Regions from separate parts of the Homo sapiens genome. Here region 2 is linked to region 1. A link is a contact called in ENCODE Hi-C or POLR2A ChIA-PET data. All regions are on one chromosome and are shown on one strand. The core of a region is the stretch at or near the end of the contact, and the rest is flanking DNA. Distances in the headings are between cores, read along the strand shown. Region 1 holds the start of DNAJC9-AS1 (DNAJC9 and MRPS16 antisense RNA 1). Region 2 has its middle 19 kb from the start of AGAP5.

The links. A loop is a pair of places that touch in the nucleus more often than their neighbours do. ChIA-PET counts read pairs that join two places held with the same protein, here RNA polymerase II (POLR2A). Pooled maps may share reads with other maps.
Region 2: a loop to region 1 is called in a pooled map, with 2.7 times the contacts of the local background. The contact joins the enhancer-like site here to the promoter of DNAJC9-AS1 in region 1. A Hi-C loop is called at or near these places in 1 of 37 single-sample maps with no recorded cell type and 3 of 50 pooled maps. POLR2A ChIA-PET finds 5 or more read pairs at or near these places in 5 of 52 experiments (CD8-positive, alpha-beta memory T cell, HEK293, K562 and 2 more).

What each region holds. Positions count from the first base shown.
Region 1 is chr10:73,245,765-73,250,282 of GRCh38, forward strand. DNAJC9-AS1 (DNAJC9 and MRPS16 antisense RNA 1) reads left to right here and starts at 1,603. Exons shown (of 4, transcript NR_038373.1): 1 at 1,603-1,619; 2 at 2,529-2,686. DNAJC9 (DnaJ heat shock protein family (Hsp40) member C9) reads right to left here and starts at 1,491. Exons shown (of 5, transcript NM_015190.5): 1 at 1,246-1,491; 2 at 924-1,064; 3 at 158-412. The coding sequence starts at 1,425. MRPS16 (mitochondrial ribosomal protein S16) reads right to left here. Exons shown (of 3, transcript NM_016065.4): 3 at 3,085-4,518. RefSeq lists enhancers at 933-2,132, 1,398-1,737 and a silencer at 1,048-1,197.
Region 2 is chr10:73,715,300-73,719,689 of GRCh38, forward strand. It overlaps the pseudogene BMS1P4-AGAP5 and the pseudogene BMS1P4. Among named protein-coding and RNA genes, the nearest start is that of AGAP5, 19 kb to the left of the region's middle. Within about 2 kb of position 2,457, at least 4 of the 41 ENCODE cell types and tissues checked have a DNase peak (open chromatin) inside an H3K27ac peak, as active enhancers do.

The sequences.
Region 1 (4,518 bases), core at 353-2,852:
ATGAACTGGTATGCCCATTTTATTAGATCGAAACTATAGACCAAGTTAACCCTAGTCCTTATTTCTGGAGTTTTATGTTTACTTCTACTGCTGTAAATACTCTCAAATCCTTTTTGGAAGCAGTCAAAATATAAATCCACAGTATTCAAAATCTTACCCTCCTTTTCCTTGCATTCATCTTTTGTTTCGATTCTTTGACAAAGGCATTATAGGATGGGACCTCTCCGGCGTCAATAGCTTGCTGAATGATATTCCTTATCCTGGGTTCCTCTGTGTACTGCACGCAAAGCACAGACTCCATGATCTGATCCATGTCACCCTTGAAGTCCAGATAGGCCTGCTTAATATCAGCCAGCTCTTCTTCCGAACCTTTGTATGTCTTTTCAAAAGCTTGAATGTCCTCTAAAGATATCTGATGATAAAGGAGATTTGCTTTAACTTTGGGAATTTTACTTTAAATAAAACGTACGTTAGTAAAACTAGAGTTGGGTGTTGAATTGCTGCAATACAACAGTTGCTTGAGTTGAAATTATTGAACCAGATTTTCTATGCCTAAGCTTCTCCGGAGTCCTCCTTTTTAAATCCAATCTTCATTAACTGCTAACTAGGGACCAGGGAAGGGAAATTTAAGTGAAATTTCCAAGAGTGAGAGGTGATCCGGAATCAGGACTTACATTTGGATATGTAAAATAAAGCGCATCCGGCAAAAAAAATAAATCGGCCCTTTTCAGTGCAACAATCACATTAACAGGAAATTTAAAGCCCGTTTCAGTAAGCGTGCGTGTATCTGTATTTCAAGGCCAAACTCAAAATTCCTAATTCCTACAAAATTAACACAAAATACAAGATCTTAGAGGCAGTCAATAAAGGTTTGTTGATTGAATGATGGTAACAGTCACAAAGAAACCTCCAGAGTCCTTTACCTTTTTAAAGAGTAGCCGCCAATACGCCTCCCAGTCTCGGTCTTGGGTGAGCACAGGAGAGTCCTCGTCCACTGTTCCCTGCTCATCGTACACTGCTCTCTGTTCTCTGTCACTGAGAACGGAATAGACTTTTCCCAGGATCTGAGGGCAAAGAGTATCCGTAAATCACCCCTGCTCCTCCCACCGAAACGGCGGCGCGAGAAATAAAGATCAGAAGGCGCCAAGCGGAGCTCAGCGCGCTCCCCCGGGGCGGGGCCCGGTAGCCAAAAGGCTAGGGGGAGGCCCGCGCAGCCGGTCGGCTTCGGGGCGGGACCCTGCATACCTGGAAGCGGCGGGTGGCGTCCTCCTTGTCGCCCTCACCCACCCGGTCCGGGTGTACCTGCAGGGACACCTTGTGGTAGCCTCGTCGGACCTCGCCGTCGGAGGCCTCGCGTCGCACGCCCAGCACCCGGTAAAGGTCGGCGGTGCCGAACACTTCCTCGCAAAGGTCCAGCAGCCCCATGCCGGGCGGAGATACGACCCCGGAGGAAGCAGCCGCTCCCAGCTGCGCCGGGTACAACCCAGGACTGCTTCTTTTTCGCGCCCAAAAAGCCCAGGGCGCCTGCGTCACAAGCACTGAAGGGGCGTGGCCACGCCGCGCATCCGCGCTTTACGGCGGCCGCAAAATGAGGTGTGGCGAGTCAGGCGCGGGCCCGGGTAAGTAACGCCGGCATGTGGAGTCACAGTCCCCGGCCGCGCGCAGGAGCTAGGTCTTCAGGGAAGTGATGTTGCTCGGGTCTCTCCTCCCCTTGCTCTGGAAATCTGGCGTCCGTCTTACCTTTTAGTGTCCAAGAACAACTTTTTCAAAAAGTTCATATATTAGCTTGAATTTACAAACTGCTGGCCTATTTTTTTAAGTAGAAAACGGCCAAACATCAGCATTCAGCAGTTACACATGGTTCAACTTAACAGATGTGTTTTTTCAAAAATGTTCTTGAAAGGAATAGGTAAAGCTGTAGACCCAAATAATTTTGCACCCCACTGGTTGGAAATGCTGGGGTACTTTCCCTCTAGCCCTGTAGGAAAAAACCCTATACTGAAACCCAAAAAGCACAAAACACGGGTCTTCCAAAAACTCTTACCTAATAGGACTTTCACCTTACACATTGGTGGAGAGAGATAACATGACCCAAGCCTCCGTCTTAATAACATAAACTGCTGAAGCAAAGGCTCTTTCTTTTAATACTCTGTGAAGTTCACAGCTGGGTTTGAACATGTTGGATCCCAGGTGGCAGCAGAGTGGGCTGGAGCAATCATCCAAGAGATGGTGAGAAACTTGGGCCTGGAGACCCAAAGCAAGGTTGAGGCTGGGGATAAAACTTTGTTAGTAGGGTAAACTCACAGAGGAAGTATGTGTATACATATCTTAAAGGATAAACAATGCTAAGTGAATACCCGAGTTGGCAGAAAATACCTTATCAAATATCCCCTCACTGATGTAGCATTTTTCAGAATCATTCTGCTCTGCCAATAAGTTTCTGCAAAGCCTCAAACTCTCCAGGATACATTAATATCTTTTAAACTTCCCAGAGTTGCCGTGATTTTCAAAGCATTTCTCTTTCCCAGATCCAAGATCAAACTCAGCTGAAGTCAGTTCCTCTCAACCTGCCCTGGCATCAAAGTCTCAAAGCAAGTGGGGGCCAACCAGCAACAACCCCAGGGGAGCTTTGACAACCACAGAATTTGAGATGGCTGGTAATCGTTCTCAGAACATAAAACACAAAGTAAGTCGGCACATTGATAGAACCTCCTCTATAAATTTCCTATATCTTAGTCACACACCAGAGTTAAGCCATCTGTCTTTGCTCATTTTTCCCTCTATGGACAACATAATATGTTGGGAAGGGCTTTCCAGGAGGGCATAACCGGGAGATGAATCTTACATCACTGGGCAAGTTTCCACCTCTAGGCCTCAGCTTCCCTATCTGTAAAACGGAGATAATCCTACCTGCCTTCATAATACCTTACAATTGTCACAAATAACCTTGTACACAAAAGGCCTAGGATATATGTAGATGCTTTGCAATATTATCTTTCTTCCAGTTTCTTGTATTTTTTAAGGTATTCAAATACATCTATTTTAACATTTTTCTATATATACATTTGCTACGGAAAATTGAAATCGCACACTGAAATATCCTTTTATTGCAACTCAAATTTTCAAAAACCAGAAAATCAAATTATTATGCTCTAGCCAAATTATGTAATGTTTTCTTTTTCTTTTCTCTGTCACCCAGGCTGGACTGTAGTGGAACAATCACAGTTCACTGCAGCATCGGCCTCCTGGGCTCAAGTGATCTTACTGCCTCAGCTTCCCGAGTAGCTGGAACTATGGGTGAGCAACACCACAGCCAGCTAATTTTTTAAGTTTTTGTAGAGACGGGGTCTTGCTGTGTTGCACAGGCTGGTCTCAAACTCTGGCTTCAAGTGATCCTTCCACCTCAGCCTCCCAAAGTGCTGAGATTACAGGTGTGAGCCACTGCCCCAATGGTATCTTTATATTATTTTTCCTTACAAGTTACTTCAAATTCTTGATGTTGAATTTCATCTCACTGACTTCAGGCTTTTAAAACACATGGGAATACTTGAGACCTAAGAATGGTTGTGAGTCAAATAAAAAAGTAGAACTAAAGTATACTGAAGTTATTCAAATACATTCAAACTATAAAGATCCCTTATAGATTACTGGCATCAAGGTAGGAAGGAAAAGATACAAGAAGTAAAATGCAACACTCATTACAGGTTGTCAACATTATTGGTATACAGTTTATCCTAACACAGAGCAGCCTTCTTAACCTGCTCCATAAAATTACCAGCAAGAAAGAAAAGTACAAGAATAAGGTTCACAGCTGAATTGGCTTGGTGTCCTAATTCCCTATTCCAGTATTCTCAGAAGGATCCCATCTATGATATATGCAGAAATCACAGCCACATTTGAATGGTTCAATCTTGATTCATACTGAACTCCCTTAAGCCCAGCAGTTTCTCATTCTTAAAAGGTAGGTTATTAGAGCCCCAAAGCAATTTTCATAACAAATCTACCTTTGTATATTTAAGAATATGCATTAAGGCTAGGAGTGGTGGCTCACGCCAGTAATCCTAGCACTTTGGGAGGCCGAGGTGGGCAGATCACAAGGTCAGATTGAGACCATCCTGGCCAACACGGTGAAACCCCATCTCTACTAAAAATACAAAAATTTGCCCGGGCGGTGGCTCACGCCTATAATCCCAGCACTTTTGGGAGGCCAAGGCGGGCGGATCACGAGGTCAGGAGATCAAAACCATCCTGGATAACATGGTGAAACCCCATCTCTACTAAAAATACAAAAAAATTAGCTGGGTGTGGTGGTGGGCACCTGTAGTCCCAGCTACTCCTGGGACTACTCGGGAGGCTGAAGCAGGAGAATGGCATGAACCCAGGAGACAGAGCTTGCAGTGAGCCGAGATCGCGCCACTGCACTCAAGCCTGGGCGACAGAGCGAGACTCCTCTCAAAAAAAAAAAAAAAATTAGCTGGGTGTGGTGGTGCATGCTTGTAGCTCCCCGGCTACTCAGGA
Region 2 (4,390 bases), core at 1,207-3,706, 470 kb after region 1:
CACAGCACGTTTCAGAGAGCAAGGGGTTGGGGGTAAGGCCATAGATTAACAGCATCCCAAGGCAGAAGAATTTTTCTTAGTACAGAACAAAATGGAGTCTCCCATGTCTACTTCTTTCTACACAGACACAGCAACAATCTGATTTCTTTTTCCTTTCCCCACACTTCCCCTCCTTCCACTCGACAAAACCGCCATCGTCATCATGGCCCGTTCTCAATGAGCTGCTGGGTACACCTCCCAGACGGGGTGGCGGCCGGGCAGAGGGGCCCCCCCCACATCCCAGACGGGGCAGCCGGGCAGAGGCGCCCCCCACCTCCCTCCTGGAAGGGGCGGCTGGCCAGGTGGGGGCTGCCCCCCGCCTCCCTCCCGGACGGGGCATTATACTGCTTACATTCTTATGTGGGAAAATATATCTTGTTTGGGCTTTCTGGATGAAATATGAACAGGCAAAACTAAAAATAATTTTACAACCCAAATCACCAGATGTTAATGGCTGGTAATTCAACCAGAAATCTGAAAGACAACATCTATTTCACTGTGATATCAGTGACAAGGAAGATTTTATTTGTGGTATTTAAGTGTAGTCCTCTGGAACAAATGACTTGGTTCACAGGCAGCACGCCCACTGCTGAACTGCCATGGCCTGACAGCCTGTCTTATTTGCCAAACTGTTCATTAGGTTTGGCAATCTTCACCTGTGCCTCCAGCTTATATTTCAGCAAATAATACATATCAGTCTGCTTTTGTCATCTTCTGCAGTGAGCTTCCAACACTCCTTTAGCATATGGTGCCCCTGCATCTGCAATCCTTCAAACATACCTTGTATACATGTCATTATTTTTCAACTGTCAATTCAGCTTCCAGCTTGGAGGCTAGCCTAGCTTAAATAAAGCAAAAATACAAGACAGAGAATACGCAAAGTAAGTCCTGCATTGTAAATATTAAGTGGGCTGACCAATCATTTAATTAACATTAAAAAAGAATACATTCACCATACAAATTTAATATTTAAATATTGATTTCAGAGCATATTTTGGAGTGAGGCACAGGTGACAATAGAGCAGAGGATTCCTCTCCCAATTGTCTCTGACCTATCCAACCTTTGTTACAGGTCAGAGAGTTCTCCAACTTATAAATAAACAACAGAGATAATGTGGCAACAAGGACACAGAGACGTACTGAGAGTACTGCTCAGCTCTCTGCCTAGGCCTGATTCTGCTGATCCCTGACAATGAGTGCTGTGAAATTTACAGCAGATCAATACACATACACACAAACACACAAAAGAGATACTTCATGGGCAAAAAGCACCAAAGATATACAATAAAATGTCTGAAAGACCATAAAACAACTTCTGATGAAATGCTGTTTTCATTTTGCAGAAGTAAAATATTCACCACCAACCCTGTAATTAGCTTAAAAATTACACTAAGTACAGTAATTTTGGATCCCATCTCCAATTCATACCTTATCGGCATGTAATAATCACACTGCATCTACAACAAAGCTGGAATAGACTTTATATGCTGAATACAACTTGTACAGTAAGAAGGTAATTTTTTGAAATACTGAGAATACAACATTTGTATGCCACACTCTACTGCACAAGTTAAAAGAAAATACAATCATTTCTATTCTCAAGTGTATTGAAATAAAATACAGAAAAGAGTATTCTAATACCAGTTAACATTAAGAGAATATATCTCTAAACCAAAGATCTTGGATCTTCCAGAAAGACAAAATCAACCTGTATATACTTGGGTAAGAAAAAAAAAATTAAGAGATCAAGAAAGGAGAGAGGATGTTAGCATAGAATCATCTCCAAAAATGGCTTTCCGATGCATTCGACCAGTTTTCAAGTCCATTTGTTTTTCCTCCTTTAGCATCAACAGCCTATATTACCAAGGAAATGCAAAATAATCCAATTTGTACATTAACCAGCTAATCTAGAAATGGCAATACAGTCAATGAAAATACAAAGAAATATAAAAATGTCAAGGAATTGTTTAAGATGTTTAAGATGATACAGCACAGGGAAAAAATGATCTGATAAACACTGGAAGAGTTAAACTCAGGCATGGTTTCCTAACACCACACTTCAAATGAACTTATAGAAAGAATAAAGGAATAATCCTCTAAAAAAAATCTAATTTTAGAAAAAAATTGCTCAAAAGGAAAGTTAGCATTTTGTACATCTTTTGGAAAGCTGATTAATTTCTAAGCTAAATGATGCTTAAGATAATCCTTAAGAGAAATGGCTGAGTCCAGGCCCAAGGCAGAAAGAGGGCAACATAAGCCTGGATACTTTTGTTCTGTGAGAAAGTAAGAAATGCTCAAAGATTAATAGAGACAGTTGAAAGGACACAGGACACAGGCTGAAGGCTCCCACGGTCGAATCTGGGACAGCATAGGCATCAGAAAGAACAATGACAGTGATGGAAAATAACCCATGGAATAAAATGCAAGTGCATTAGTCAGCAGAGATACCGAAATAAAAAGGAGAAGTGAAAGCTCTTTGTTAAAAATGCCAGCTAACAAACGTCGGAGGAATGACAGAGGAAGAACATCCATTTTAAGTCACCAGTGCCATAACTGATAAAGAAGATCATCAAGAGGCTAAAATCACTGCATAAAAGAAAACTATATGAAGCTATTTAACATAGCACGATATATAAAAGTATGAAAACATAAATTAGAAAAAATGAAAAATCGTACCATAGGAGATGAATAAGTTAGAATACAGCAATAATAGGCCAGCCGTAGTGGCTTACACCTGTAATCCCAGGACTTTGGGAGGCCAACGCAGGAGGATTGCTTGAGCCCAGGAGTTCGAGGCCAGCCTGGGCAACATAGTGAGAACTCGTCCCTAGAATAACAACAAAAAAATATTAGATGGGGGTGGTGGTGCACTCCTGTAGTCCCAGCTACTTGCGGGGCTGAAGAGGGAGGATCCACTTGAGCCTGGGAGTTCAAGGCTGCAGTGAGCCAAGATCACGCCACTGCACTCCAGCCTGGGAGACAAAGTGAGATCTTATCTCAAAACAAAACAAAAAAACCACAGTAACAAAAAAAAACACCAGGAACAACAAAATGACAACTACATAAAGACTGTATAGAAAACAAAACGCTCAGAATATAGAAATAAATTATGTATTTTACCTGTAACTATATTAGAAGAGAGTATTCTTGTAGACAAGGATGACCAGAAGGATATGCAAAAATGAAAATAGCTAATAACACTCATTATGTCAGGAACTTTAGTACGTAGTTTGTGCACATTGTAACAAATTACATACTAGATTATCTCAAAATTTTCAGATAAATTTTACTGGGAGTCATAAACTAATACAACAAAACCAATGTTTTGCAAACATCCACTAAGCATAAAGGTATACAAATTCCCAAGAAAGGCTGAAAAATAATTCACATAAGCCACACATCAGTGGAAACCTACCCATAGGAGATAATACAACATAATCTAAATAAAACTTTCAGAGACAAGGCATGTGGCTTCTGGACAGCCACAAACTCCCTGTTTCTGCTCTAGTGTTTTGGCCACCAAAAGAAAGCCAAGTGGCCTCAGGTCTCTTAAAAAACAAAAAAGCAACCTATGGAAGATGGCGTGGTATTTGAGGAATATTTGGGGTCTCTTGAAAAATGCATCCTGTATTTTATTTCAAGAAAAGACTCCCTCATAATGTCAGGTAAGTGAAGAGCCCTCAGAGACACATGCACACACAAAGAAAAACAAAACAACATAGAATGAATCCCACCAAAATGTGTTATGATGGCAGAATTATGGGTGATATGATCTTCTGTAATATATATTTTTATTAAAAATAGAAAAAAAGCAGACTTACCCTTGATTATCTATAGCCTCTGACCCAAGTGGCTTGGAATCAGAAAACAACATCACTCGACTTGAAGCCATCTTGGCATCAATGGTGGAGTGGGTGGAGATGAGACTCTGGACCAGCTCATGGGTGGGCCCCACCTCGTCCTGTCAAGACCACCAAGAAAGGGCACGTGAGGAAAGCACAAAGATCCTGGAGAGACACTGGTTTCACTCAGTTCTCAAAATTATCTTAGACACATTTCCTGAGAACCTTTCTTAATGCCTCAAAAACCAGAGAAGAAAATCCTTATAACAAAGCTTGAAATGGATCCCCATCTCCATTAAACTTTTCCAAACCTCAGTGAGTATACAACCTGATAACCTAAACACCTCGCTAGAAAAATCTCAGTTCCAATCCTACAACAATGCTAGCTTTTCTAACATTTTAAAATAACCCTGATTTTAACCCAATAAAATTCCACTTCAGAACTAAAAATACTGGAAATCCACTTTAAAATAAAGAATGAGGAGACCATTGTGAATGAGAAAAAGAAA